Regions from separate parts of the Homo sapiens genome. Here region 1 is linked to region 2. A link is a loop called in an ENCODE intact Hi-C map of the cell type or tissue named here. Cell type or tissue: mammary epithelial cell. All regions are shown on one strand. Each heading gives the region's core, and the rest is flanking DNA. Links, peaks and the distances in the headings are about the cores only. Region 1 holds the start of DLK2 (delta like non-canonical Notch ligand 2). Region 2 overlaps TTBK1 (tau tubulin kinase 1).

Region 1 (15,124 bases), core at 96-5,095, 190 kb after region 2:
CTGTTTCCTCATCCCTACTGTGACACAGAAGGGTGCAAGCCAGCGTTCAGGAGAGGATGAGGAGAGACCCAGGCCCTTCAGTCTCCCCACACCCACCCTCCCCAACCAGAACAGTCACACGTTTGTTACCCCTCTAGCTCCTATAGATTGTTGAAGAAATGGCTCAGAAGGTACAAAAAAAAAAGTTGAGAAACCCTGAACTAGGAACACTTTGGCATGCAGGGGTTTTATCTGAGTGTCCCCGTGTGGGTCTGACTCTCAGTCCCCCACCCTCCCAACAGTCCTGCCTCTTTTCTCATCCCATCACCAGGTTCTGGTCTAACCTTCCACTCACCCTGAGGGCCCAGCACTCACCCTGCCTGTTCACAGGGTCCAGCCTTGCGCTCGCAGTCACGCCCATGGAAGCCTGGTAAGCACACACAATGGTACTCACCGCCCCCGTCATACATGCACTGGCCTCCATTCTGGCAGGGGGACTGCGTGGTACAGATATGTTCATCTGGAGAGGGGACAGGAAAGGCTCTGGGATAACCCCTCCCATCTGGTCCCCAGACCAGACTTGTCCACGCCTTCCAGGCCCCAGGTTCTGTAGGTGTGGCTATACTACAAACCCAGCCCAGGCTGGCGTGGTATGCTAGGGAGAGACAACAACACTGAATTTGGAGTCAGGAGGCTCCTGGCCCTGGCTCTCAGTCTGTCTCAAACTGACCTTGGGCTGGGTACTGTGGCTCATGCCTGTAATCCCAGCACTTTGGAAGACCAAGGTGGGCAGATGACTTGAGGTCAGGAGTTCAAGACCAGCCTGGCCAACATGGCAAAACCCCATCTCTACTAAAAATACAAACATTAGGCCGGTACAGTGGCTCATGCCTATAATTCCAGCACTTTGGGAGGCCAAGGCGGGTGGATCACTTGAGGTCAGGAGTTCGAGACCAGCCTGGCCAACATGGTGAAACCCTATCTCTACTAAAAATACAAAAATTAGCTGAAGTGGCGGGTGCCTGTAATTCCAGCTACTGGGGAGGCTGAGGCACGAGAATCACTTGAACCCAGGAGGCGGAGGTTACAGTGAGCCGAGATCGCACCACTGCACTCCAGCCTGGGTGACAGAGTGAGACTCCATCTCAAAACAAAACAAACAAAAAAACCTGACTTTGAGCAGGTTATAGCTCTTCTGTGGGCCTTAGTTTCCTCATCTGTAAAATGAGTACAATTTTTAGCAGCTGTGTTTCCTGCCCCATGGGGTTATGTTGAGGATCAATTCAGACAACATATAAAAAGTCTAAGATTTAAAAAAATGATAAAATACCATGTATTTGAGGGTTTGACAAGGACAAAATAGGCACTCAATAAATACTGATGGCTGTTCCCCTAAGAACATGGGGTTCCCAACCAAAAGCTACCCTTCCTCCCCCCTACCTTTGTCACAGAACTTGCCTGCCCAGCCACTGTGGCAGATGCACTGCCATGGCTGGTGGCAGGTACCGTGCTGGCAGCCAGGCATCCTCACACAGCGCTCACAGTGCAGCCCCTCCCAGCCCGGGTCACACCTGACGGGGAGAAGCACAGGGTCAGGGCTCTGGGTCATGGATGTGAAGAAATGGAGGAGACAGAACCAGAGCTTCTAGAAACCAAGAGGACATATGACAGCCCCTAAGGGAAAGCAGACCTGTCCCAGGTAGGTGTAGGACTGTGCAGGGTCATAGGACACATATACGGAATCAGACCATCAGACACCAGCACTCAAACCCTGGTTCTGTACTTTAACCTGAGCCTCAGTTTTCTCACCTGTAAATTGGGGATACACCTTGCAGGGTTGAGTAGAGGAAGAAATAAGATGTCTGTAAATGCCTCCAGTACCCCTCCTGGCATGTCTGAGGTGCTCACAAACATTTAAAGAAGAATGACCTTGAAAGGCCATCAGGGCCGGGGCGTGGTTGCTCACGCCTGTAATCCCAGCACTTTGGGAGGTCGAGGCAGGTGGATCACTTGAGGTCAGGAGTTCAAGACCAGCCTGGCCAACTGGGTGAAACCCCGTCTCTACAAAAAATACAAAAAATTACCCGGGCATGGTGGTGTGCATCTGTAATCCATTATTGAGGAGGCTGAGGCAGGGGAACTTGAACACAAGAGGCAGAGGCTGCAGTGAGCTGAGATCGCGCCACTGCACTCCAGCCTTGGCAACAAAGCGAGACTCTGTCTCAAAAACAAAAAATAAAAATAAAAACAAAAAAGGTCATCAGGACTATCCTCCCACCATGATTCCAGGGCAAACACTTGACCCATATTTTAAAAGCCCTCCAGGGGTGAAGAGTCTCAAAGACCCCCAGCCAATTGAACTACCTGCCTCATCAACTCATTTCCTTATGTCCACTTTCCTCCTGCTACAGAATTTGCCCAATCTCCCAGTGAGTCAACTACTCAAACTCATCAAGAAAGATCCTCTTTCATTGTAAGTGTTTCTCCCCAGCAACTCTCCCTGCAGCATTTCTTTTCCAGGCTAAACCATTTCTCTTTCCCTTTTTCCTTTATCTTTCCATTTCCTCATGGCACCCAATCCCCAAGCTCTCTCAAGCTTTAGGTCTCTCTCCCTGTCAGGAGTTCAGACAATCCCTGGATCAGACTTGGGAGATTAAAGAAGTGGGGAGATAAAAACTAGAAGAAGCAAGAGAGGTGAGGTAAAGGGGAAAGGGGGACTGGCCAGTCAGCCATAGGAGTGATGAGGCATGAAGAGTAGAGTCTGAAGCCCCTAGACACTGTTGTGCACGTGAAGGGCTTAGAAATGGGTACCAAAGGGTTTGGGGGCACGTGCTCAGGACAGGTACCTGCAGGAGCCGTCAGGTGCACAGCAGCCGTGGGCCAGGTCACAGTGGGAGCTGCAGTCATCGGCTGCAAGAGATTGATGTGGGAGGGGTGAGTCTGAGTCAGGGCACAGCTCGCTGGGATGCGGGACTCAGGAGAGGATTGGGGTTCCAGTAACTGAGCGGACTCAACCCTAGGGCAGGACATAACACAGAAACTCATCCCATTCCAAAAAGGCAACCTCGGTCTTGCTTGCCCCGCGGGTCGGAGCGACTGCAGTGCCGCCTCCGGCCGGCAGAGGTCAACGTGCAAGCGAGGACGGCTGGACAGGGCCGCGACTGGAGCCCAGCGGGCGCGCTCACCTCGGACAGGCTGACCGGGAGCCCCCAGAATGCACAACAGGCACACGAGATGCAGGCAGCGGCAGCCGCTGGGCATGGTCAGCGCCGGCCCCAGGAGGGACGGACGGATGGACGGCCGGACGCGTGGACACCTGTGGGACGGCACCGGTTGGGAGGCGGCCGGACGCGGAGATAGCGGCACGGATACGGGTTCCAAGTGACAGGAGCCGACGAGGGAGAGGGGCGCCGGGACAGAAGAAGGGGATGGGGGTAGCGGGAGGATGGGGGCAGGGAAGGGTTGAGCAGGCGAAGAGAGCGAGGAGAGCGAAGACAGGAACCCGGGAGCGGGGTCTGCAAGGAGGGGAAAGATGGGCATCGCGGAGCGAGGCCAGGCGCGGGAATGGCTGGGGTTGGGATCGTAGTCAGGACGGAGGGGTCCGCGGGATGGGGACAGCGCCGAGAGGCGGCCTCGAGCACGGAGGGGACGCGGGGGCCGGAGGGAAGGACGGTTCCCGGCAGCGAGCAGTCTCCGCCCCACAGCTCCGACAGCCCCCCCCCCCGCCACCACCACTCTCTCCCACGTCCCCTTTCTATCTCCGCCGCGCTGGGTTCGGCGGCGGCGCGGGGCCTGGAATCCCCACCGCGCCCTGTCCCCGCAGTCCTCACCTCCGGCGGGGAGGTGGCGCGCCCCGGGGCGCAGAGAGAGGCCGGATCCGACGGGCGCCGCCGAGGGGCCGTGAGGGAGCGCGGGGCCGCCCCTAGCTGGCCGCGGGGCCGGGCGCCGAAGCGGCTGCCATGCGAGCCGAGCGCTCGGGAATCTGGGGCTCCAGGCGACCCCGAGCGGCGGCAGCGGCTGCTCCTCGCGCGCGCTCAGGCCCCCTGCCAGGGGCGGAGCCCGCCCCCACCCCCATCCCCCCCCCCGCGACGCACGGCGCACACCTAGCACCCGGCGCGCCCCGGGGCCCCGGCCCTCCGCGGCTACCCAACGCCCCGAACCCAGCTTCCTTCCAAGAGAGGAGGAAATCTTAGGAGTCTCAATGGGAGCAAACTATTAAGCCAAAGGAGCGCAACCCCGTTATTCTCTCATCTCCCATGCCCACTTTCCCGACCAGCGCTCCGCGGCCCACGCCCCAGCCCTGCCTTCGCTTGTCCGCCGCTCATCACGCTTCTCATATAGATCTATGCACACGCAGGCAATCGCTCCCCGCCCTCCGCCTGTCACCAGCCCACGCCTCCCCGCTTGTAAAGCCTTCATCACCTGCTTCATCTGTGTGCTCCTCTGCTCCTCCTCGCCCTCCGCTTCTTCCTGTCCACGTTGCCGTCTCCAGCCTTCCAAGATCAACCTATCCCTATATAAATATCAACCCGATCCACCCAACCACACCCCGGCCCTACCCCCACCACCCTTCCCTCCCTCAAGTCTCAGCCCTTCCACCCCATTCCTTTTTGTGACTGCCTCTGAGAATCCTTTCTGGACTGGGAATGCCCCTGACTCTGTAAATGTGCACACAAAACCCCCTCCACCGCCAAGTCTTCTCCTGTACCCCATCACGTTCGTCCTTGGCCTCAGGCTAAACCTCAACTGCCCAAACCTGGAGCTCAGATTCAGAGAGTAACGGAGGGGGAGTGGGGGAAAGCTGCCCTCCAGGCCTCTTTGCCCCCTTCTGGCTAATGGCTCAGAGACACATTTCAAGACAAGGACCCAGCCAAGCTCGGTGGGCTCACGCCTATAATTCCAGCACTTTGGGAGGCTGAGGCGGGCGGATCACCTGAGGTCAGGAGTTCGAGACCAGCCTGGCCAACATGGTGAAACCCGTCTCTATTAAAAATACAGAAATTAGCCAGGCGTGGTGGTGCGCGCCTGTAATCCCAGCTACTCGGAAGGCTGAGGCAGGAAAATCGCTTGAAAACCCGGGAGGCAGACGTTGCAGTTAGCCAAGATCGCGCCACTGCACTCCAGCTTGGGGGACAGAGCAAAACTCCGACCCCCGCCCCCCCCCAAAAAAAGACAAGGACCCAGAACATAATTTCTAGTTTGTGCAGGACAACAGGGCAGAGGTCAGGAACGCTAGCGCCCATCTCTAGTCCTTCAGATTGAGATTTCACCATCTTTAAATTCAAAACATCGGAAGGAGCAGTCGCTAGTCGGGGCAGAGCAGCTTCCCACCTTCACACAGCCACCTCCACAGGCACAGAGCCCCAGGGCTCATTTTTCCTGCAGTCTCCATTGGATATAACACTTACACCCACTCAGCTCCCTAGCTGGCCTCCTCTCAGCTGTGATCGCCTCTTCCCTGAAGAGCTCTCTGAATTTGAGTAATGACATGGCTGTACCATTCATTTTGTTTAAACACATTTTTTTTTTTGGTGAAAAATTGCAAACAACCTATAATTCAAAAATTACTGTAGGCAAATAAATTATGGCACATCAACACTATGTGACTGTTAAAAATACTTTTTTTTTTTTTTGACGTCTAAAGATGTCCAAAAAAGCTAAGAATATGTAAAGTGCGGTGGGGGGAAGCCGGAAACAAAGAAGAACGTACTTTGACATTGGCAGTGCTTTTCTCTGGATGATCGAATTATAGAGGTTTTTTTTTTTTTCTTATTAATACTTTTCAGCATTAACACTTTTTTTTTTTTTTTTTTTTTTTTTTTTGAGACGGAGTCTCGCTTTGTGGCCCAAGCTGGAGTGCAGTGGCGCTATCTCGGCTCTCTGCAAGCTCCGCCTCCCAGGTTCACGCCATTCTCCTGCCTCAACGTCCCAAGTAGCTGGGACTACAGGCGCCCACCACCCCGCCCGGCTAATTTTTTTTTGTATTTTTAGTAAAGACGGGGTTTCACCATGGTAGCCAGGATGGTCTTGATTTCCTGACCTCGTGATCCGCCCGCCTCGACCTCCCAAAGTGCTGGGATTACAGGCGTGAGCCACCGCGCCCGCCCCTTTTTTTTTTTTTTTAAACAATGAACATCTATAACTTGTTTTTTGTTGTTGTTTGTTTGTTTTTCCTTGAGATTATCACTCTGTCGCCCAGGCTGGAGTGCAGTAGTGCAACCTCAGCTCAGTACAACCTCGTCTCAGCCTCCAGTATAGCTGGAATTGCAGGCACAGCGCCACCACGCCCAGCTAATTTTTTTTTCTCGAGACTTTCAGTGCTTTTCTCTGTCAGATATCATTATCTGACATTATATTAAATATTTATTGTTTATTGACCATCTCCCCACTACAAAGCAAACTCCAGAGGTCTGGGATGTTTTCTTGCTCATCACAGCATCCCCAGTGTCTAAAACAATGCCTGGCATAGTAGGTATTCAATAAATTTTTTTAAAATTCTGTTTGTTTAATTAACTCTTTTTTTTTTTTTTTTTTTTTGAGACAGGGTCTCGCTCTGTCACCCAGGCTGAAGTGCAATGGCTCCATCTTGGCTCACTGCAACCTCCGCCTCCCGGGTTCAAGCAATTCTTCTGCCTCAGCCTCCCGAGTAGCTGGGATTACAGGCGCGCCCCCACCAAGCCAGGCTAATTTTTGTATTTGTAGTGGAGACAGGGTTTCGCCATGTTGGCCAGGCTGGTTTACAACTCCTGACCTCAGGTCATCTGCCCGCTTGGCCTCCCAAAGTGCTGGGATCACAGGCGTGAGCCACTGCCCTCGGCCTGCCCAGTTAATTTTTGCATTTTCAGTAGAGACGGGGTTTCGCCATGTTGGCCCGGCTAGTCTCGAAGTGACCCCAAGTGGTCCACCGGCCTTGGCCTCCCAAAGTGCTAGGGTTACAGGCATGAGTCACCGTGCCCAGCCTAACATTTTTTTAGAATAAAGTAAAAAGAAAAAGGCCAGGTGCGGTGGCTCACGCCTGTAATCCCAACACTTTGGGAGGCTGAGGTGAGAGGATCATGAGGTCAGGAGATCGAGACCATCCTGGCTAACACGGTGAAGCCCCGTCTCTACTAAAAATACAAAAAATTAGCTGGGTGTGGTGGCAGGCGCCTGTAGTCCCAGCTACTCGGGAGGCTGAGGCAGGAGAATGGCATGAACCCAGGGGGCGGAGCTTGCAGTGAGCCGAGATAGCACCACTGCACTCCAGCCTGGGTGACAGAGCGAGACTCCGTCTCAAAAAAAAAAAAAAAAAGAAAGCAAACTGGCTGGGCGCGGTGGCTCACGCCTGTAAATCCAGCACTTTGGGAGGCCAAGGCAGGCAGATCACCTGAGGTCAGGAGTTCGAGACCAGCCTCACCACCATGGAGAAAACCTGTCTCTACTAAAAATACAAAATTAGCCGGGCGTGGTGGCACCTGCCTTTAATCCCAGCTACTTGAGAGGCTGAGGCAGGAGAATCGCTTGCACCTGGGAGGCAGAGGTTGCGGTGAGCCTAGATCATGCCACTGCACTCTAGCCTGGGCAACAAGAGCAAGACTCCATCTCAAAGAAAAGGAAAGGAAAAAAACCACCCACAATCCTACTAGCTTGAGAAAACCACAATTATTGTTGTTTTGATTCCTTTTTTCCATTCAGATATTTTTACAGAGGTATAATCATAATGTACCTACAGTATTGTATCCTGCTTTTTTTTACTCCATGTCATATATTGATAGTTCTCAAAAGCATTTTTTATGGCTATGTGATATTCCATTAAATAGATATACTATATTTACTTTACTTAGCCCTAGTTATTGGCTGCTTAGGTTGTTTACTTTTTTTGTCATTATAAATTCATTCAACAAATATTGAGTAGTCATATATTACCATTAGATACCAGAGCCACTGAGGATACAGCTCCCAGATAATATTTATTAGTGCCACACATTTTTATGAAGGTAGGTTTTTTCCCCATGTTTTAGGCTCCTTCCTTATGATCAAGTCTGAATTGATGAGTGACTGAGTCAAAGAAGTCATGAAAAATAAATTCTTTTTAACTGATAAAATGTACTGAGATTCACTCATGAAATAATAAAGGTAGTTGATGCCATTAGAGGTATCACTTAGTGCCCCCTTGTGCTTTGAAGATTTTAGCACCTGGCTTGTCAGTCTCTTCACTCTCACTTCTGTCAAATTATTGGTGATTCTTGATGATTCAATATGACATAGACAGTTCTTCCAACAAGTGTGATAGATTGCAAAGATGGCCACTTTTCTTCCTCCTGTTCTACAAGACGCTTTGCAATTATTTTGCTGCTTTTCCCAGCAAGAGGTGGAGTATATTTCTCAACCTCTTGCTTGAATCTGGGCTGGCCTTATGACTTGCTTTAGCTGATAGAATGGGGTAGAAATGATGTTGTGTGAGTTCCTAGGGTCTAGGTCTCAAGAGACTTGCAGCTTGCCGCTTTGCCTCTTAGAATGCTTCCAACATCATGTCAAGAAGTCCATCTAGCCTACTGGAAGATGAAACGCCCCGTGGAGGAGAGCTGAGGTACCCTGGCCAACAACCACTAGACGTGCAGTCATATTGGATTACCTGGCCCCAGTTAAGCTTCCAGATGACTGCAGCCACATGAGTGAACCTAGGCAAGACAAACAGAAGAACTGCTCAGCAGAGCCCAGCCCATATTGCCAAGCTATAAGCAGATAAATGGTGGTTGTTTTAAGCCACTAAATTTTGGAATGGTTTGTTAATATAGCAATAGATATCTGATAAAACCAGCTTCTCATTTCCTTGATTTCTTCCTCTCCAGTGAGAAAGATGATCCCACCCTAAACCTTGTTGCTACCAATAGCTTCACACACTCCATCATCTCTATTTTAAGTATCACACTTTCCTATTACCAACTCCTATCTTTCCAGACCATGACCTCTAGCACCTTGGCTCAAACAATTCTGCTAACCCACTGCGATCTCTCATAAAAGCCACATCATGGCTTTCATGGGCCTTAGCCATTTCACCTTAGTGGGTCCCTTCCTCCATAAAAGAATATTAAAAATTATATTACATAACTACATCAGTATAAGGACTACTATAATCCAGGCTGAATTCATTTTTTTTTTTTTTTGAGATGGAGTTTTGCTGTTGTTGCCCAGGCTGGAGTGCAACGGCACGATCTTGGCTCACCGCAACCTCCACCTCCCAGGTTCAAGCGATTCTCCTGCCTCAGCCTCCCAAGTAGCTGGGATTGCAGGCAAGTGCCACCATACCCAGCTAATTTTGTATTTTTAGTAGAGACAGGTTTTCTCCATTTTGGTGAGGCTGGTCTCGAACTCCCGACCTCAGGTGATCTGCCTGCCTTGGCTTCCCAAAGTGCTGGGATTACAGGCGTGAGCCACTGTGCCTGGCCTGAATTCATTATTATATACTTATTTTTATTGTATTCATTTTTTCTTCTGATTTTAAAATAAATTCAAAACGAAAACATTTTGTGGGCCCTTAAAAGTATTATAGAACTTAGGCACTGTGCCTACTGTGAATAAGTCAGCCTGTCAGCCTTGTCTTTCTTTTTCTTTTTCTTTTTTTTTTTTTTTTTGAGACAGAGCCTCACTCTGTCCCCCAGGCCAGAGTGCAATGGCACGATCTCAGCTCACTGCAACCTCCATCTCCCGGGTTCAAGTGATTCTACTGCCTCAGCCTCAGCCTCCTGAGTAGTTGGGATTATAGACACGTGACACCACGTCCAGCTAATTTTTTGTATTTTTAGTAGGGATGGGGTTTTACCATGTTGGCCAGGCTGGTCTCGAACTCCTGACCTCAGGTGATCCACCCGCCTCAGCCTCCCAAAGTGCTGGGATTTCAGGCGTGAGCCACCGCGCCTGGGCCCGGCCTTGTCTTTTATTTGTTGATTCTATCTCCTTTTCACCATCCCCTATCCCCATCACATCCACCCTTCCGCTTCCTCAGCTTTGATTCCATGCCTCATCATTATAATTAGTCACTTGCATACATGCTTAACTCCCTGGCCCCCTCTCCCTCCATCATATTCATGTGGCAAAACTCCACTGCTGTGACTTCTTTTTTTTTTTTCTGATACGCAGTCTTGCTCTGTCGCCCAGGCTGGAGTGCAGTGGTGCGATCTCGGCTCACTGAAACCTCCACATCCCGGATTCAAGCAATCCTCTTGCCTCAGCCTCCTGAGTAGCTGGGATTACAGGCACCTACCACCACACCCGGCTAATTTTTTTTTGTATTTTTAGTAGAGACGGGGTTTCACTGTGTTGGCCAGGATGGTCTCAGTCTCCTGACCTTGTGATCCACCTGCCTCAGCCTCCTATAGTGCTAGGATTACAGGCATGAGCCACTGCGCCCAGCCGCTGTGACTTCTTCAGCCTTCACCCAAACAGCTGAAGAAACATACCTCCCAACTAGCTGGTCTCACTTAAATTCATGACCTTCAAATGCTGTTTGTGTTGATCACCAATACTCTCGGATTTCCTTAGCTCTGTACACTCCTCCACCCACCCCAACAATTATTTTATTCTCCTCTCTCCTCCAACCTCCACCCCCTCCTCCTCTCTGCTCACTCTGTTGATGGTCTTGCTCTCAACTTCATGGAGAAAATAGAAGCAATCTGAAAGAATTTCCACACGCCCCCTCCATCTACCTGCATCTGTCTCCATATATTCTGACATCCCTCTTGTTACTGTACGTGAACTGCCTGTGCTCTTACCTAAGTGAACTCCTTCACCTGGGCACTAGTTCACATCCTCTCTCATCAGGTCTCTCTGATTTCTCTCCTTCTCTTCTGCATCATCAGTTTGCTTGCCTCTACGAGAGCATTGTCATCAACCTCTCTCAGATCTTAAATAAATAAGTAAATCACCTCCCTCAACCCCCTACATTTGTCTGCTCTTCTTTACTGAAAACTCTTCAAAAATATTAGTCTATCCTTGCTCTCTTCACCTCCTCTCCTCTTATTCTCTCTTGAACCCACTCTCACCCCACCATTCCAGAATCACTCTTGTAAAGTTCACCAATGCCCTCACCACTGCCAAATCCAATGATTAATTCTCAGTCCTCACCTCACTGGCTCTGTTAACTGCATTTGCCACAGTTTACTGGGTTTCTGGGATCACTCACTAGCTTCTTCACCTACTGCAATGGCCACCCCTTCTCGGTCTCTTTTGCATCCTCCTCATCTTCCCAACATGTTCCTCAGCCCCAGGGCTCCATCCTCAGACCTCTTGTCTTTTCTATCTTCACTCCCTCCTTTCATGATCTCATCCAGCCTAACTGCTTGGAATGGCTATAACTTAACGACTCCCAAATTTATGTTTCCAGTCAAGCTTTATCCCTGAAATCCAGACTCGTGTGTCTGGCTGGGCATGGTGGCTCATGCCTGGTAAGCCCAGCACTTTGGGAGGCTGAGGTGGGAGGATCGCTTGAGCCCAGAAGTTTGAGACTTCAGTTTTGTTGCTCAGGCCTGAGCAACATAACAAGACCCTGTCCTTATGAAAATAAATAAATTAATTAATTAATTTAAAAATAAATTTGGTAGTACCAGACTTGTGTGTCTGACTGCTGCAAACTCCTGATCTCCAGCCCAAATAGTTTTCCTTTGTCAGCTGTACCCATTCCAGTCCATGGCTAGTCCATCTGTCTAGTTGTTTAGCCCCCAATCTTGGGGTCATGCTTGATTCTCCTCTTTCTCCTATAATCCACATCCTGCAAATTCCATTGCCTCTGCCTTCAAATTCATCCAGAATCTGACCACTTTTCACAATGTGACCTCTAACACCCTAGTTCAAGCCCCCATTATCTTTTGCCTGGACTACTGCAATGGCCTCTTTGGTTTTGTTTTTGTTGCTGTTGTTTTTGAGACGGAGTTTTGCTCTTGTTGCCCAGGCTGGAGTGCAATGGTGCCATCTGGTCTCACTGCAACCTCTGCCTCCCGGGTTCAAGGAATTCTCCTGCCTTAGCCTCCCGAGTAGCTGGGATTACAGGCATGCGCCACCATGCCTGGTTAATTTTGGATTTTTAGTAGAGATGGAGTTTCTCCATGTTGGTCAGGGTGGTCTCGAACTCCTGACCTCAGGTGATCCACCCACCTCAGCCTCCCAAAGTGTTGGGCCGCAATTGCTTCTTAATTGGTCTTCTATTATGCAGCAGCCAGGGTGATCCTGATGGAAAGAAAATGGAAGCCAGCTAAGTGTGATGTATTATCCCAAACTGGATTCTGAAACAGAAAAACATCAATAGTGGTAAAACTGGCAAAGTCTGAATAAAGTCTAGAATTTAGCTTATACCAGGGTACTAACGTTGGCTTCTTAGTTTTGACAAATGTACCATGATAAGGTATAATGTTAACACTAAGGGAAATTGGGTGAGTCATATTTGGGAAATCTCTATACAATCTTTGGAACTTTTCTATAAATCTAAAATTATTCAAAAATTAAAATTTTATTTAAAAAATGGAAGTTAGATTTTTTCATATCTTTGTTCCAAACCCTCCAGTGGCTCCCATCTGATCTTTTTTTTTTTCCCATCTGATCTTATTCCCTGCACACTCCTACCTCACTCTGTCCCATCCAAACTGGCCTCTGAGTTGATCCTTTTTTTTTTTTTTTTTGAAATGGAGTCTTGTTCTGTCACCCAGGCTGGAGAGCAGTGGTGCGATCTCGGCTCACTGCAAGCTCCGCCTCCCGACTTCATGCCATTCTCCTGCCTTAGCCTTCTGAGTAGCTGGGACTACAGGCACCCGCCACCACGCCTGGCTAATTTTTTTTTTTTTTTTGTATTTTTAGTAGAGACGGGCTTTCACTATGTTAGCCAGGATGGTCTCGATTTCCTGACCTCGTGATCCGCCTGTTATCAGCCTCCCAAAGTGCTGGGATTACAGGAGTGAGCCACCGTGCCCGGCCCTGAGTTGATCCTTGAACATATAAGCATGTTCCCTGCCTCAGGATCTTTGCACTAGCTGTTCTCTGCCTGGAATGCTATAACCCAGATATTTTCATAGCTCACTCCCTGAGTTCATTCAGCTCTCTGCTCAAATCTCATGTTAGTAAACAAGCCCTCACTGATCATCCTATATATTAAATAATAACCCCACCTCTGCCCCAGGATATTCCCTTACACTACTTTCTTTTTTTCTTTTTTTTTTTTTTTTTTTTGAGATAGAGTCTTGCCCTGTCGCCCAGGCTGGATTGCAATGGCGTGATCTTGGCTCACTGCAACCTCCGCCTCCCGGGTTCAAGCGATTCTCCTGCCTCAGCCTCCCGAGTAACAGGGATTACAGGCACGCGCCTCCACGCCCAGCTAATTTTTGTATTTTTAGTAGAGACGGGGGTTTCACCATGTTGGCCAGGCTGGTCTCGAACTCCTGACGTCGTGATCCACCCTCCTTGGCCTCCCAAAGTGCTGGGATTACAGGCGTGAGCCACTGCGCCCGGCCCAATTTTTTCTTTTTTAAATAAAAAGCAGTGGGCTGGGCACGGTGGCTCATGCCTGTAATCCCAGCACTTTGGGAGACCGAGGTGGGTGGATTACCTGAGGTCAGGAGTTCGAGACCAGCCTGGCTAACATGGCGAAATTCCGTCACTACTAAAAATACAAAAAAATAGCTAGGCGTGGTGTCGCGCACCTGTTATCCCAGCTACTCGGGAGGCTGAGGCAGAAGAATTGCTTGAACCCGGAGGCAGAGGTTGCAGTTAGCCCGGATCATGCTGCCATTGCACTCCAGCCTGGGCAACAGAGGAAGACTCTGTCAAAAATAAAGAAATAAATAGCAGTGAACACACCATCCCTTATACTACTTTAATTAATAAAGAGCCATGCCCTTGTATTTAATTTTCACCATAACTCTGCCAGACAGGCATTATTATTATTCTAGTGTTTTTCTTTGTTTGTTTGTTTGAGACTGAGTCTCACTCTGTTGTCCAGGCTGGAGTGCAGTGGCATGATCTCAGCTCACTGCAACCTCTACCTCCCGGATTTAAACGATTCCCCTGCCTCAGCCTCTGGAGTAGCTGGGATTACAGGTATGCGCCAGCAGGCCTGACTAATTTTTGTATTTTTAGTAGAGACAGGTTTTCGCCATGTTGGCCAGGCTGGGCTGGAACTCCTGACCTCAGGTGATCTGCCCGCCTTGGCCTCCCAAAGTGCTGGGATTACAGGTGTGAGCCACTGGGCCCAGCCTTATTATTCTAGTTTTATATATGAGGTAGGAGAAGATACCAGGAGTTAGGTGACTTCCCCAGTCATAGAGCTAGTGAATGATGAAGCTGGGGTTCAGACCCAGGCCCATCTTTCCCCTGGGCCATGCTATTGATCTAGGTGATTATGCAAGGGTGTGGCAAATTGTATTTTCCAAAGATGGCTACCATAAGACCTCCCATCTCACACGTTTCCCTTATAATGTGTGACTTTGACACTCCTCCCTTTAGGCTCCCTTTAGGCAGCCTTGTGACTATGGTAGAAGTGATATTATGTGACTTTTGAGGTTAGATGACAAAAGATGATACAGCTTTCTCCTTATTCTCTTGGGACACTTGTCTTGGAGACATGAGTAATCAGTCTGATTGCCCTGAGGTCATCAAGTTGTGGGGAAGCCCAAACTAGCCCCATTGGGGAGGCTACCACAAGGAGAGGGCTGGAGAGTATGTGAATGAACAGAGATGCCCAGACAGACCTGGGCTGCTCCAGCCCCTGCTGGTTTACCTCCAGCCACCGACTGACTGCAGCTATATGAGACACAAAGTCAGAACCACCCAGCTGAGTCCTGACTGAGTCCCTGACCCACAGAAATTGGACAGATAATAAAATGTCTCAAGCCACTAGGCTTTGAGGTGATTTGTTCTATGCAGTGATAGATAACTAGAATAAAGGGAGTGGGATAAACTTTGCAGTATCCTGTGGGGGCAAGTCCCTTCTTTCTGGGCCTAAGTTTCCCTTGAAAACAGAGGGAGTTCACTCAATGGTCTCTAAGGATGTTTTCAGCCCTGATGTTTGGTGCTTATCCATAATGTTGCCACATCCCTCTCTGCCCATTTTCACTGCCTCCATTCCATTCCATTATGCTATCATTCCATTATTCCCAGAGAGAAAATGAATGCCCTCAGACAT
Region 2 (15,124 bases), core at 4,873-9,872:
CAGGTAGGGATGATCAAGGAGAAGTATGAGCACCGGATGCTGCTGAAGCACATGCCGTCAGAGTTCCACCTCTTCCTGGACCACATTGCCAGCCTCGACTACTTCACCAAGCCCGACTACCAGGTGGGAGCCTGCTACCCTGCCCCCGCTCCCTCGACACCACTCTGTGAGTGACTGTCCCCCAGCAGACCTCGCTCCTGCTGAGGCTCCACAGCCCTGCCTTGTCCCCAAGCCTCTCCCCTTGGTCTTCTAACTGCACTAAAGGCATGTATGCTCTTGTAAACTAGTCACAGCCAAGATTTATCAAGAGCTTACCCTGTTCTCAGTGCTTTTCATGCATTCACTCATTTAAGCTTCCAAGCAAGCCTTTGATGATGATGAATGCTCCTTATATTATTATTCCAGCTCTTTTTTTTTTTTTAGACATAATCTTGCTCTGTCACCCAGGCTGGAGTGCAGTGGCGTGATCTCTGTTCACTGCAACCTCTGCCTCCTGGGTTCAAGCAATTCTTCTGCCTCAGCCTCCCGAGTAGCTGGGACTACAGGCACGTGCCACCATGCCCGGCTAATTTGTGTATTTTTATTTGAGATGGGGTTTCACCATGTTGGCCAGGTGAACTCAAGCTCCTGACCTTTTGATCCACCTGCCTCGGCCTCCCAAGGTGCCGGGATTACAGGTGTGAGCCACTGTGCCCAGCCCCAGCTCTTAACAATTAATGAAGCTGGCCGGTGCGGTGGCTCACACCTGTAATCCCAGCACTTTGGGAGGCCGAGGTGGGCAGATCACTTGAGGTCAGGAGTTCAAGACCAGCCTGGCCAGCATGGTGAAACCCTGTTTCTACTAAAAATACAAAAATTAGCCGGGTGTGGTGGTGGGTACCTGTAATCCCAGCTACTCAGTAGGCTAAAGTGTAAGAATCGCTTGAACTTGGGAGGTGGAGGTTGCAGTGAGCTAAGATTAAACCACAGCACTCCCGCCTGGGTGACAGAGCAAGACTCCATCTCAAACAAACAAATAAACAAAAACAATTAATGAAGCCAAATGCTTTTAAGTACTTTACATGAAAACTCTGCGGGAGGCAAGTGGGATGATCATGCCCATTTCATAGATGAGGGAACTGAGGCCCAATATAGTGGTTAGGAGCAGGGCTGGGCTCAGGCACATCTTCTGACTCCGAGTCCAGGGCTCTTTCCAAGCGTCCATCACCACACCCCATGGGACCCACTGACCCTGATCAGAGAATGGGGGAAACATCAGCAGTGTTCTGCCTGGGATCCACTACACGCCAGGCACGATGCTGCATACTGTAGGAGTAGAGACAGCCTGAGGCACACAGGATGCACTCAATTAAGCCGGTCCTCTCAGCAGAGAGAAACTGCCCTGTGCTCTGGAGACAGCCAAGCCAGAAGTGGAGTGTTCTGGGGACCTCAGAGGGTCTATAGCTGTCTGCCACCTCCTGAACCCAGGGCCTGGCAGAGACGCCCCCTGATCTTGGCTTAGCCTCATGGGATCCCCAAAGCCACACAGCTGCGAGCACCCCCCAGGCTGGGGCCCTGTGCTGGCTGCTAGGGATGCAGAGTTGACAGATAGGCATGTGGACAATTCAAACTGATGCACTGTGCCCTGTAGGGCAGCTGTATGGTGGAGAGAATTTACGGTGAAGAGAAGGGAAGCTGCAGAGAGGAGAGGATGAGTGGGAGGGGCGCCCCAGCAGAGGGGCAGTCTGTGCAGAGGCAGCACCCCATGCATGGGTTTGGAAACTCCCAGTGGTTTAGGGTTGCTGACATGGTGGAAATGGCAGAGGAGGTTTGAAGATGGTAACCAGGGGACAGATCTCAGAGGGTTCATGTCCAGTCAGTGGGGCTTAATCCAAGATGATAATTTGCATGTTGATTTGCATATCATGTGCATGTTTTCATTTAAAATCAATGTGCCGTTCTCCTTCCAATGCCCCCTCCAGGCCCATTCCTGTCCTGGAAAGTCCCTGTCTTCCTCCTATGATCCCAGCAACTGCCCCTTCCTCCTGGCTAGCCCCCGGATCACCTCTCTGTCCTCCCATCACCCTCACCCCCTGCAGTTGATCATGTCAGTGTTTGAGAACAGCATGAAGGAGAGGGGCATTGCCGAGAATGAGGCCTTTGACTGGGAGAAGGCAGGCACCGATGCCCTCCTGTCCACGAGCACCTCTACCCCGCCCCAGCAGAACACCCGGCAGACGGCAGCCATGTTTGGGTGAGTCTCAGGAAGGCGAGCCACCAGCCCCTGCCTGGAGCTGTTACCTAAGAGGGCAGGCGGTCCTCTCCTCTCCTCTCTTCCTATCTGGACACACTTGGCTATCTTTCCTATCCTTAGTGGAGTTCTGGGACTTTGGGAAACTCTGCCACATCTCCACCCTCAATCTGAGCATAGAGTGGGCATCTTCCTCATTTGGAGTTTTTAACCTTAGTGGGTCCCTGGGGGAGCAGGGAACCCTAAGCGAAATTACCTGAGCCCCACAGTTTATCTGTTTCTTATCATTCATATGCATGAATTTAACAGCCATGTCCTGAGGCCATACACCTGAAAGTTACAGCTCCTGCCCCCAAAGCACTCTCAGCTGAGTCTGGGATGTTTGAAATCGATGGGTCAGCAATTTCAGAACCATGTGACAGGCACAAAGACAGAGGTGGTCGAGGGAGGAGCTGGAGTTAGAAGGGGCTCTCCACCCAGCCCCAGGAGCAAGCCAAGGAGAGAGGTGGGCAGGGGCTTCAGGGGACACATTTAGGAAGGAGACTTAACAGGAGTTGGTAGCACATTACAGTGCCCAGTTCCATACAGACATTGCTTAAAGAACTCGAAAGTTTAATCATCAAAGAAGATTAAATAAAAAAAAAATTTAAGTGTATATTCAGGGCAACTTCAATCTATGCTCCCAGACTGCAAAATAATAATAAAAGAAAACTAAATTTAAAAGGATCTCCAAAGTGATTCTCCTTTTTAGACCCATTCCTGGGTCTAAAGGAAGCCAGACAGTGAACGCCAATGGAAATCTGGCAGGTCCTTGAACGACAGCAGGATCCACTAAGTCAACAGAGCTAGATGGCTACATCTCCTTGTGGCCCCTGCCAACTTGAGGGTCGTCTGGTCTCAGAGGCTTTGTGGGCCAGCAATGGTGATGGGCCTAGGGACACTCTCACCCCTGACGGGACTGCCTCTGTGCCCGCTCCTGGGGGTGGTCTCCAGGTCTGTGCTGGTAGGAGAGGGCCATGGAAGGAGAGGGCACCCCTGCCAGCCTTGCCCATGGCTCCCTCCTGCCCTCTCCAGGGTGGTCAATGTGACGCCAGTGCCTGGGGACCTGCTCCGGGAGAACACCGAGGATGTGCTACAGGGAGAGCACCTGAGTGACCAGGAGAATGCACCCCCAATTCTGCCCGGGAGGCCCTCTGAGGGGCTGGGCCCCAGTCCCCACCTTGTCCCCCACCCCGGGGGTCCTGAGGCTGAAGTCTGGGAGGAGACAGATGTCAACCGGAACAAACTCCGGATCAACATCGGCAAAGTAACTGCCGCCAGGGCGAAGGGCGTGGGTGGCCTTTTCTCTCACCCCCGATTCCCAGCCTTGTGCCCCTGCCCTGTTCCTCCTAAGCACCCTGTCCCCGGCCATCTGCCTGCTTGCCCTGCCTCTGTTTCCCGGTCCCTCCCCGCACTAGCCTCGCTGTGTCTTCCATCATCATCATCCTCTGTCTCCTTCACCCTGAGGAGACCATCCGCCCACAGCCGCCTCATCAGCCCCAGCTCATGGCACTCCCCTCTCCTGCAGAGCCCCTGTGTGGAGGAGGAACAGAGCCGAGGCATGGGGGTCCCCAGCTCCCCAGTGCGTGCCCCCCCAGACTCCCCCACAACCCCAGTCCGTTCTCTGCGCTACCGGAGGGTGAACAGCCCTGAGTCAGAAAGGCTGTCCACGGCGGACGGGCGAGTGGAGCTACCTGAGAGGAGGTGGGTCTGGGGCCAGGGGCATGGTTGGGGCCCAAGGCCCTCTCCGCCTTCACGTGGCTGGTCTGGAGGAAAAGTTAGATGTGTGGCGGAGGTGGGCAGACCCTGGGAAGTGCTGAGAGGGTTATACTTGGGCCTGGGGTCAGACTCAGTTGGGGCCAGAGACAGGGCCTGGGAGAACCAGTGGGGGATCCAGAGAGGTCCCGGCTCATGCCAGGAAACGTAATTGGGTGAGTGCAGGCTGCAGGAGGGACAGGTGGGGCGCCTGGGCCCAGGAAGGGTGAGGGGCGAGTTGGTTGGTGGGTGTGTGTGCTTCCAGAATCTCTTCTCCTAGAGACTAATTATAGACACTTCAAGTGCAGCTGAGGTAGGCTCTCTTCAGCTTTGGGGGAGGGGGCCTGGGAATTGCTGGAAGAGAGAGCAGGGCAAGTTTTGGGGGTTAGGGCTGAAGGATCTGAAGTCACAGAGGGGAGGGGACCAGCGGGAACCTAGTTGGGGAAAAGGAGCATTGAGAAGCTAGGTGAGCCTTTAGGAGGTGAAGATGGGAGGGTGGGAGAATGGTCTGTTGACCTCGGATGGTGGGTGGACAACAAGGGCCAGGGCCCGGTCCCCATCTGTGCTGGTGGTGGGTGGGACAACATCAGGTGGGGAGGCCCCTGAGAGATGTTTCCATCTTCCCTTGGCCTCTGAGTGGGACTTCACTCCACAGTAGGACTGGGGCCTTCTCTGCACCAGAAAAGGGGTCTCTTCCAAAGACCCAGTCCTGGGGATAGGAGGGGTATCCTTTCTGGCATCCACTCTGTGTGTCTCCTTGTGAGCAACCTCAGTCCTTACACACTCACACAGGTTGGCTTACGTAGGACTGAAGACCACCATTTTTGTCTGTGGTAGCCTGGAGTCCCTCTCCCTGGAGACGGAGAAATGAGGAAAGGCAGTTTGGGAAGGGATATGAGTGGAGAAGAGAGGTGGGAAATGCCTTGAATGAGACAGTCCTGAAGGGCTGCCTGCTTTTAGAAAACAAGAAGCAAACTGGTTTGGCTCACAGTGAACCCCAGTTGCAGGGATGGTAGAGAAAGTTGAGGGCTGAACAGGATATCATAGACAGCAGAGGGTCTGGATGGGCTCTGGGGCACTCGGGAGCAGGAGACAGTACAAAAGCAGTTGAGATTTGGATTTCCCACCCCACTGTCTCCTGTCTCCAACCCTCCGTCTGAGCTCCCATTACACACACACATGCAAACACACACACACACACGCACAAGCACCACTAGCCCTGAGCCTTCTTTGGCACCCTTTCTCCCCTTTACATCCATCAAAACAAACTGTGCCTCAGAAAGGAAATGATATCAGCCATTGACATGGGAGCATAAATATAAGACCCTAGGTGGCCTCTCTCAAGGATGTTTTATTTAAGTCTTTATTAACAAGTCAATGAAAATATTGTGCACAGTCAGACTGGGCAGGTCCCACGTAGGCTGGGGTGGTGGTATTTTAAGGAAGCCCCACAGGCAGTTCTGATCTGCACCCCTGCCTCTGCAGCTGAAGAGCCATTGAACCACAGGCTCGATGCTGGGGGAGAATGAAAGTCAGCCCCCTGCCCACAGCCTGAATGTGAGGGAGTGGCACAAACCCCAGATAGGTTAGGCCTCCGTGCTGGCTCTCAGTGGGGTACCCTGGCATTTGAGAGAGGGCGATTCTTTCTTGTGTAGCACCTCCCCACACACACACTACTGTACAATCAGAAATATCCTCCTCTTGGGGCTGGCATGACCCCAAGTTGAGAAGCTCTGAAAGTAATGTGAGATTCACAGCACAGTTCAATATAATGAGGCTGGGAACAGTGGCTCGCGTCTGTAATCCCAGCACTTTGGGAGGCCAAGGTGGGTGGATCACCTGAGGTCAGGAGTTTGAGACCAGCCTGGCCAACATGGTGAAACCCCATCTCTACTAAAAATACAAAAATTAGGGAGGCGTGGTGGTGTGCACCTGTAAGCGCAGCTACTCAGGAGGCTGAGGCAGGAGAATAGCTTGAACCTGGGGGGTGGAGGTTACAGTGAGCCAAGATCATGCTACTGCATTCCAGTCTGGGTGACAGATTCTGTCTCAAAAAAAAAAAAAAAAAAAAAGATAACGACAGAAGAGATGTCCCAAGGCAGGATCAATGCCCTTGGGGTAAAGTCAGATGGGACCCAGGCCCTGCGCAGCAGAGCTCACAGTCTCTTGGGGAGACAGATTATGTGACAGACATGAGGTTCACCCTGTGATGAGAGAGAGATAGAACGCACTAATCCTTGTAGGATGGGAAAGGCAGGCTACCTGCCCAAGGTGACAGCCAACCTGTATCAGACAGCAAAGGGTAGAAGGACAGGCTGTGTGTGGGGAGAGGTCCTGTGGGGAGAGGCTACATTGGGGGTGGGCCGTAAGGGTGGAATCTGAGATGGGGCTGGTGAGGGAAATGGGGAGACAGCTGTATTCAGGCTGTGAGAGGCCTTGAGTGTAAACCAAGGAATGTGGACTTTGTTGTTGGGGCCGGGGAGTCACTGGAGTTTGTTGAGCTGGGACTAGCAAGGCCATCTTGGGGGTGATGAAACCAGCCAGGCAGGCCTGGAGGGTGATGGCAGAGGAGGCTGGAAAGCCCTCTGTAAACTCAAGGGCCAGTTGGGTGTGTTTGCCTGGAAGCAGCAGGAAGCAGCCACTGGCGGGTGTGAGCACTGGAGAGGCAAGAACAAAGCTTGCCTGAGGAAGATTAGCTTCCCTAGGGTGGCCCAGGAGAGAGCGTTCCTTGCACAGAAACCCGAGTTTATTTTCTGCTTGTTTGTATTCCTGGAGCACGGTAAGCATTCAAAAACATTTGTTGAATGAATGAATGAATGAATGAACGAACGAACTAACAAACGAACTAACAAAGCCTTGATAGGAAGTGAGGTTGGAGGGTGACAACCTAGAGGTAACTGGCCTGGCTCAGGGTGGGAGGGGTACTGCGGTCAGGAGGTTTTGGGAGTCACGCCCCACCCTGCCGCTGGCGTGGGGTCCTTGGGGGTCCAGTGGGGCCAGGTATTGAGCCCCGTGAGGGGTGGCTTTGCAGGTCACGGATGGATCTGCCTGGCTCGCCCTCGCGCCAGGCCTGCTCCTCTCAGCCAGCCCAGATGCTGTCAGTGGACACAGGCCACGCTGACCGACAGGCCAGTGGCCGCATGGACGTGTCAGCCTCTGTGGAGCAGGAGGCCCTGAGCAACGCCTTCCGCTCGGTGCCGCTGGCTGAGGAGGAGGATTTCGACAGCAAAGAGTGGGTCATCATCGACAAGGAGACGGAGCTCAAGGACTTCCCTCCAGGGGCTGAGCCCAGCACATCGGGCACCACGGATGAGGAGCCCGAGGAGCTGCGGCCACTGCCCGAGGAGGGCGAAGAGCGGCGGCGGCTGGGGGCAGAGCCCACCGTCCGGCCCCGGGGACGCAGCATGCAGGCGCTGGCGGAGGAGGACCTGCAGCATTTGCCGCCCCAGCCCCTGCCACCCCAGCTGAGCCAGGGCGATGGCCGTTCCGAGACGTCACAGCCCCCCACGCCTGGCAGCCCTTCCCACTCACCCCTGCACTCGGGACCCCGCCCTCGACGGAGAGAGTCGGACCCCACAGGCCCACAGAGACAGGTAAGGTTGGGCTTGCACCCCACTCCCCATCTCCAGATGCCCAGAGTCCTGGTGTGTAGGCCTGGGGTGCTCCATGTGTGCTGGCACTACTGACCAGTAAGCCAGCAGTCACAGGGCTGTGATGGAGGTAGACAGGCTTAAGGGTCTGAAACCATGTTTGAGGGGCAGGCAAGGCTTCCCAGAGGAAGTGCCCTCTCAGTTCTGAGTTGAGTCTGGCACTATGAGCAGTGAAGCCAAGTGACAAGGCAGGAGAAGGGCCTCGCAGGCCACGGGCACAGTGTTTTGCACAGGCCGGGAGGGGGCGATCTGAGAACACTGAGCTGATGGCACACTGCAGCAGACAAGGCTGTGAGGTCAGCCCTGGGCCCTGCCACGGAGGGACTTGGGGCTATACTAAGGGGCCAGGACTTGATGCTGCAGGTTTGGTGAGCCACTGAAGGCTTTTAAACAGGAGTGCAATATGATTACATTGGTACTGTTGAATGATCCTTAGGCTGCTGTGTGGAAAATGGATTGAAATGGCCTGAAATGAGATGCAAGCAGGCCACGTGGCAGGCAGTGGCAAGAGAGTGTCCCAGTGGCTTGGGCTGAGGTGGGGCTGTGGATGTGGGGCAAGGTGGATAGTGCCAAGGGTGTTGGGGATAGGTCAAGCAGGCTGTGATGGAGTGGGGGCCAGGGCGTCTCGTGTCTCGGCTGATGCCCTGAGTGGTTTTGAAGGGAATGAGAATTCAGATTTAAATACAATGATCTGACCAGTGCGGTGGCTCAGGCCTGTAATCCCAGCAATTTGGGAGGCCAAGGTGGGCAGATCACCTGAGGTCAGGAGTTCAAGACCAGCCTGGCCAACATGGTGAAACCCCATCTTTACTAAAAATACAAAAAATTAGCCGGGTGTGGTGGTGCCTGCCTGTAATCCCAGCTACTTGGGAGGCTGAGGCATGAGAATTGATTGAACCCAAGAGGCAGAGGTTGCAGTGAGCCAAGACTGTGCCATTGCACTCCAGCCTGGGTGACAGAGCGAGACTCTGACTCAAAATAAAATAAAATAAAATAAAATAAATATAATAACTTCATGGAATCTAAGGGATGTCCACGTGTAGGCACCTGAGGCTCAGGAGAGGGATCTCGCCTGGAAATACAGATTTCGGGGTTTGGGAAACCATGGGAATGGGTGATGTTACCCAAAAGGACTGTGCAGGGTGTGGAACCCAAAAGTGAGGGCAGAAGCTGAGAGGTGCTCACATCTAGGGGGAATGAGAGGAGAAGGAGCTCTGCATGATGAGTGAGAGGGAGAGGTCGGAGCATGGGAGGAGCACAGGGGAGAAGGTCCTCGAAATCAGGGCAGGAGAGGTCTGGAGGGCAGCAGGGAGGAGTGGGAAGTGGTTCCCATGATCAGGGCGGGCTTCATGGAGGAGGTGAGCTCTGAGAGCCAGGTGGATGGCCGTGGGGAGGAGTGGAGCCAAGGCGAGAGAGACTATAGTTGAGCACAGGGACAGGTGTGTTGGGTGCCCTGGGAGAGCCCAGTCTGGCTGCAATGGCAACTCCTTGTGTGGGAGGACTGAGGAACAAGGCTGGAAGGGCAGGGAGGGGCCAGATGGTGGCCAAATTGCAAAATGTCTCATGATATTTAGGTTATTCTGACAAGGACAGGGTGTCAGAATAGGCAGAGAGCCACTGGCCTGACCAGGCTTTGCTGTGTGGGACAGAGGCTGAACTCTGACCTGGGAAATGGAGGAAAACTCCAAATGGGGTCCATGAACCCACAGAGGGGCTGGGGAGAGTCATGGAGGGGATGCCGGAAGGGGCTCAGGGGCTGTGCCGCGTTCCACATAGTGGTCCCACATTGGGGGCGTACACTCTAGGTGGCTCTGGGAGGTGCCCAGGTGTTGGGCCAGGGGCCAGTTCTACCACTTGCTCAGATTGGGAGGCCTTGCCTGGGATCACATGGGTGCCCTGGGAAAAGCAGCTGTGGGCAGGAGTGTATGCAGACCCCATCCCTATCTAGAGGTCCCTTCTAGAAGAGAGGACCTCTGAGCTGTGATCCTGGGGAGTATGCATCCAGGCCTTGCCTGGACACTGGAAACTGGGGGCTCAAAAAGTGGGGCCCGTGAGTCCTCACCCAGAGAGGCCCTAGCTGGCCTGAGTTGGAGGAGCAGCCCTGGCAGACCTGGCAGTCAAGTGGGCTGGCACCATTGCGTTGTAACTAGCCATTGCTCCCACCACACCCAGCACCAGGCAGCAGGAGAGGGAGCAAAATGTGTTTGGGGTCCTTGCTCCGCTCCCGTTTATTCATCCACACTCACTGAGTATTTACTGTGTGCCATGTACCACAGGCATCAGAGGTGACTTGCACAATAGGTTGTACCCGTAGGAAGTGCAGAGTCTAGGGAGGGTGACAGACAGTGTCAAGAGAGAGCCGAGAATTAAAGTCAGGAGACTGAGGTCTGGACCTGGCTCTGCCGTTCCCTTCCCAGTGACTGAGGGCCAGTCAGTGTCCCTTTCTGGGTCTCCAGGTGAGGGAGCTGAGGTTCTTCCGAGGTTCATCTCTAAAGTTTTTCTTACCTGCAGATTCCTACCTGTGTCCTGGGACTCATCCTCACTTTGGGGAATTCTGGCCAAGCGGGTGGGGAGAGAGAGATTTGGTGGGGTGGGGAAGCACAGGCCGATTCTGTAATCAGTCTCGGGCTCGGGTCCTGCTTGTGACAGGGACTGGCACTACCTATGTCAGCAAGAGATGAGTTGTGTGTGTCTTTGGGGGTGAGGTGTTTGTGGGCCTCGGGTTCCCCACAGTGTATAGAATCGAGGTTGGTTAGCACTCTGCCCCTGTGCATGTGCGTTTGTGTCAGCGGAGCTCGAGCTGTGCACTGGTGGATGGATGTGTCCACATGTATGTGCCTGCATGTGGGTGCACACATTATTGCATTTGTGTAGAATATGCAGCAGGTCTGCAAGTGTGTACAGAACCACAGATGCCTAGAATGTCAAAGCATTTCTATTGATGGTAACAATTGGAGTAATAATTCTAATAATGACAACAATAGTTAGCACTGTCCTAAGCACTTTCATGTTTACATGTATATTCTTCACAACAACACTGTGAACAGGGAATCCTGATTTTAAAAGTAAGAAAACTAAGACTCAGAGAAGCAAAGTTTTTAGCTCAGCTGGTGACCACCAGCTGGTAAGTGTTAGCAACGGGACTTGAACCCAGGCAACTCGTTCCGAGAGCTGAGCTCTGAGCCATTCCGTCTGAGGTCTGTGAATTTTTTTTTTTTCTTTTTTTGAGACGGAGTTTTGCTCTTGTTCCCCAGGCTGGAGTGCAATGGCGTGATCTCGGCTCACTGCAACCTCCACCTCCCAGGTTCAAGCAATTCTCCTGCCTCAGCCTCCCGAGAAGCTGGGATTACAGGCATGCACCACCACCACACCCGGCTAATTTTGTATTTTTAGTAGAGACGGGGTTTCTCCATGTTGAGGCTGGTCTTGAGCTCCTGACCTCAGGTGATCTGCCTGCCTCGGCCTCCCAAATTGCTGGGATTACAGGCGTGAGCCATCGCGCCCAGCCTGAGGTCTGTGAGTTTAACAGAAAACATACAGGCCAGAGAGAGCAGATGGTTTGTGCAGGATCAGAGAGAGCCTGGAGCATGCGTGTGTGTGTGTGTGTGTGTGTGTGTGTGTGTGTGTGTGTGTGTGTGTGTGTGTTCTGTGCATACCCACTGTCTGGGCCATGTCAGCAGGTGTGCCTGTGGCCATGTCAGTGTGCAGGGCAGCCTCTGTGTGTGTCTCTGGATGAACATATGGGGTACAACATGTTTCGCCAAGTACTTCAGGACAGCGGGGTGAAGCAGAGATCTTCCTTCATCAAGGGTAGAGGAGCAGGGAGAAATGGACTGGCCTATTTTTTTCTTCTGTCTTTGGGCTGGCCTGAAGGAAGTGGTGAGCCCAGCCTGGGCCTATGGCAGGACCTCCCAAATCTGGCTGCTTCCTAGAATCACAGTTTTTGGGACTCTCCACCCACAGGCGGAGATTATGCGGCTCAGGGCAGGCAGGAAGTCTCTGCTGAATTCCCTCTTTCCCACCACCTTTTTGGAGGCGCCCTCTCTAGACCTACCTCAATTTTCTCAGTGCCTGATGTGTGAACTTCCTCATAACACCAATCATTTAAACTATGAGCACCTACAACTCTGTCACCTGCACATGTGGGGAACCGGGAGGGAAACAGTGTGAAAGCAGGCACAATTTTAAAGTATCTATTGTTCTTTGGTGATGGTGGGTTTTTTTGTTTTTGTTTTTTTTCTTTTTTCACACCTGGCTTTGTTCTCAAGGAAATTTAAGGTGCAAATTAGGAGTTGCGGGAAAAGCTAGGGCAAGGGTGAAGCAGGCTAGCAAGTGTGTGATCTGGGGGAGGGCTGTTTGCCTGCCTTTACCGGTTGTCTCTGACCGATAGCACAGCAGGTCAGCATGCGCTGAGTACACAGACACTGCCCGGCAGCCACCAAAGCATTTCCCTGCCACGTGCTGGACAGTGTGCTAGGGGCTGGGGGACAAAGATGAATAAAGCTGCCCAGTCCTGCCCTTTTGGAGCTCAAGGTCACAAGCAGTGGGGTGGAGATGCAAAGGTCTAGAAAGATGTTAACAATCCAGGTCCATCAGGGAGATAACAGAGCACTCTTATCTGCTAGAAGCTGGGAGCTTGCAGGGGAGGGAGCTGGAGCGGTCTCACAGAGGTGATATTTCAACTGGTGTTGAAGACAAGTAGGTGGCCACAAGTGGTGCCCAATCTGAAGGGCAAGAGCCCTCTGGGATTCAATGCCATCCTATGAAAATCCTTCTGCCTGGCAGCTGAGCAAACTCTGGCTGGAATGTTAACTCAAGCCACCCACATGTGCTGTGAGAGGGGGCTTTGGGCAATGGTGGTGCCTCTGTCCCTTGGCCTCTCTGGGTGGGCCTTAGACCCCTAACCCTTGGTGCAGATGGGACTAGCTCAGAAGGATCCTAGACTTGGCCAAAAAGAAGCTGAAACGGAAAGCAAGGTGGGAGCAAAGCCAGTCCTATTAGAATGTTCTCCCTCTTCCCTACTCTGCTGGAGGCTCCATGCCAAGTCCCTTGTGCCCCCATGTGACAGCAGCAAGGGATGCTGGGGCTGAGTGTCCCAGGCCCCCTCCTTCCTGGAGGAGCTGGCCCAGGCAGTCCTTGCTGCTGCTGTAAAAGCTATTTCAACTGGCCTCTGTCTCAGGAAGAGAGAGGGTCAGGCTGGGAGAGGTCTGGTAACACCCTGGGCGCCATTTCTACCCCCACATATCTGGGACACTTCCACTTCACTCGGAGGGCATGGGGGCACAGAGCAGGATTCTTCCAGAAGGCGATGAGGCAGCAGTTCTGCCCAGCCCTGTACACAAGCTGCCTGGTGGCTCAGACTTTGAGGGGGCAGGGAAAAAGCCACTTTCAAGAAATGACTTCAGTTTGCCCCTCCTCCTACGAGTCCATCCCTTCCCTCATTTGGAAGAGTGATTTAAAATTAGATACTAAAATAGCTCAGTGAAGAGCACAGCATTTACTCCATGGCGGGTGCTGTTCCAAGTACTGCACATCTTATAACATCGAATCCTCACGACCACCCTTTGAGGTGGGCACCATTATGACCCCCATTTTACAGAGGAGGAAGCTGAGGCTCAGAGAGGTGCAGTAACTTGCTCAAGGTCACTCAGATTTTAAGTGGTGGAGTTGGGATTCAAACACGAGTAATTGGGCTCTAGAGTACCACCTTATGCCGCATGGTCACCCCGATCCCAACACCTCCCTGTGATGGGGCGGGGGTGCCAAGGCGGAGGGTGTACAGGGAAAGTTTCTGAGCCCTAATGAGTAGCACGGAATCTAGCTGGGGAGACATGCCACACACAGCTGTCAACACATGGCAAGGAACTCTCTCAGAGCACACAGCCACGTTCCTGAGAGAAAGGGTTCCCCAGTCCAGAACAACCCTGAGCTAGGTAGGACTAAGCCAGGAAGGCTTCTCGGAGGAGGTGAGTGACCATGGTCTCCTTGCAGAGACCATAGTGTGAGAAGTTCCAGAGAGAAGGAGGAGGGGGAAGGGCGTTGGAGGCCAGAGCCTAGATTCTGAGGCAGGACCTTGGGGCGGGTGGTTTGCACCCTCCTCCACCCTGCCTGACCCCGCCCACTTGCCCGGGACGCCGGCGCCGCAGGGGCTGTGAGCGGTGGGTGGCCCCGGAGACGGAGCTGTCGAGTCTGTGCCTGACACCTCTTTTCCCTCCACTTTCTTGGTCTCTTTCAGTTGGAGGAGGACAGACTCTCGGGGCACTCCCTCCCGCGGTACAGCCCCCTGCGACGACTGGCGTCCTCCGTGTTCTCCTCCTCCACGCTGGAGACGGAGCATTACCCTCACCCCGGCGGCGGCGGCTCCTCGGGCTCCTCCGGTTCCCTCATTCAGCGCAGCCGCTCGGCTGAGAGCAGCCCTGTGCGGGCGCCCCACCGGCGCCACGCGCCCCTCGCTGCTGGCAACCACAGACTCATGCCCTCGGTGCTCCGCATCTCGCGGTCCCAGCTGCAGCAGGTGTGGGCCCGGTTCACCCACAAGACCTAGGCTGGGCCCCCCCCCTCCTGGAGGGGGCAGGTGGGGGGGGGTGGGGAGCAGGCAGAGGACCATGGTTCCTTCCCAGGACGCAATAATCACACACTCACACATCCCATCCCACCCCATCATGCAATACAGCCCCCCTAGAACGTTGGCCCAAGGTACTGTAATACTCCCACCCCAAGCAGAGTCTCCGTCCCACCTCCCCATCAGCTCCCTTTGTAGGTGCCAGCCAAATGGTGCAGGGAGGGGTGGGGCTGGTGGTACAGTTTCCAGGACAGGGCAGGGGCGCTCAGCTGGAGCCACTGATGGGTCCAGAGTCCAGTGGAAAGAGAGGTGTCAGGGAGATGAGGCCTGCAGGGCCAGAGGCACTCTGGTATGGGCTTTGTTCTGTTTAATTTGTGATCTCTTGGCATGGCTGGGTCTGATCCACCCCGAGGGGCTGGCGGGAGGCCAAGACCCTCCTTGCATGGTGTGTGTGTGTGTGTGTGTGTGTGTGTGTGTGTGTGTGTGTGTCCCTGTGTATGGATGGAGGCCAGGACAGCCAGGTTTGGAATGTGGTGGGGAGTGTTTCAATGCTCAGTGATCGGGGGAGGAGCCCTGTGACCTAGCGAGACTTTCTCAGGCCATCATCATTGAGGACAGAGTTCTCTCCTCACACATCTTACCCCAGGAAGGCTCAGTCCATGGTAGGCTGCCCCTCCCCCAAGACACCTGTGCCATCACTCCCTGGTAGGATTGGGTGTCTGTCCTCGGCTCCTCAGGAACTGAGGATGGATGAGAGGGGCCTGGGATCCACCTCCCAAGGCAGGCTGGAACTGAGCAACGAGGAGACCCAGCTTAGAAGCAGTGGCAGCTAAGGTGGTTGTTAAGGATGACGTGAGAAACCATGTGCTTGTCAGCAAAACCAGTGTC

What was found. A loop is a pair of places that touch in the nucleus more often than their neighbours do. Peaks named below come from ENCODE experiments on the same cell type or tissue, not always from the same donor. Only the 100,000 strongest peaks of a DNase experiment are listed, where the experiment ranks them.
Region 1: a loop joins it to region 2, with 10 times the contacts of the local background. A loop is called at or near these places in 4 of 110 quality-filtered maps.

The regions. Positions count from the first base shown.
Region 1 is chr6:43,451,586-43,466,709 of GRCh38, forward strand. DLK2 (delta like non-canonical Notch ligand 2) reads right to left here and starts at 3,963. Exons shown (of 6, transcript NM_023932.4): 1 at 3,810-3,963; 2 at 3,165-3,295; 3 at 2,826-2,889; 4 at 1,420-1,550; 5 at 355-499. The coding sequence starts at 3,240. It also overlaps a transcript of ABCC10 not described here. RefSeq lists enhancers at 2,942-2,991, 4,620-5,461 and silencers at 3,522-3,601, 3,632-3,681, 3,782-4,021, 10,712-10,912. In mammary epithelial cell, for the core only: a CTCF peak has its summit at 3,096 (motif pointing right); a DNase peak (open chromatin) is centred at 3,106; H3K4me3 peaks cover 2,527 bases.
Region 2 is chr6:43,255,734-43,270,857 of GRCh38, forward strand. It overlaps TTBK1 (tau tubulin kinase 1), which reads left to right. Exons shown (of 15, transcript NM_032538.3): 9 at 1-123; 10 at 2,079-2,233; 11 at 3,305-3,536; 12 at 3,798-3,973; 13 at 7,056-7,617. Among named protein-coding and RNA genes, the nearest start is that of TTBK1, 20 kb to the left of the region's middle. In mammary epithelial cell, for the core only: a CTCF peak has its summit at 7,918 (motif pointing right); no DNase peak of the experiment used is centred there.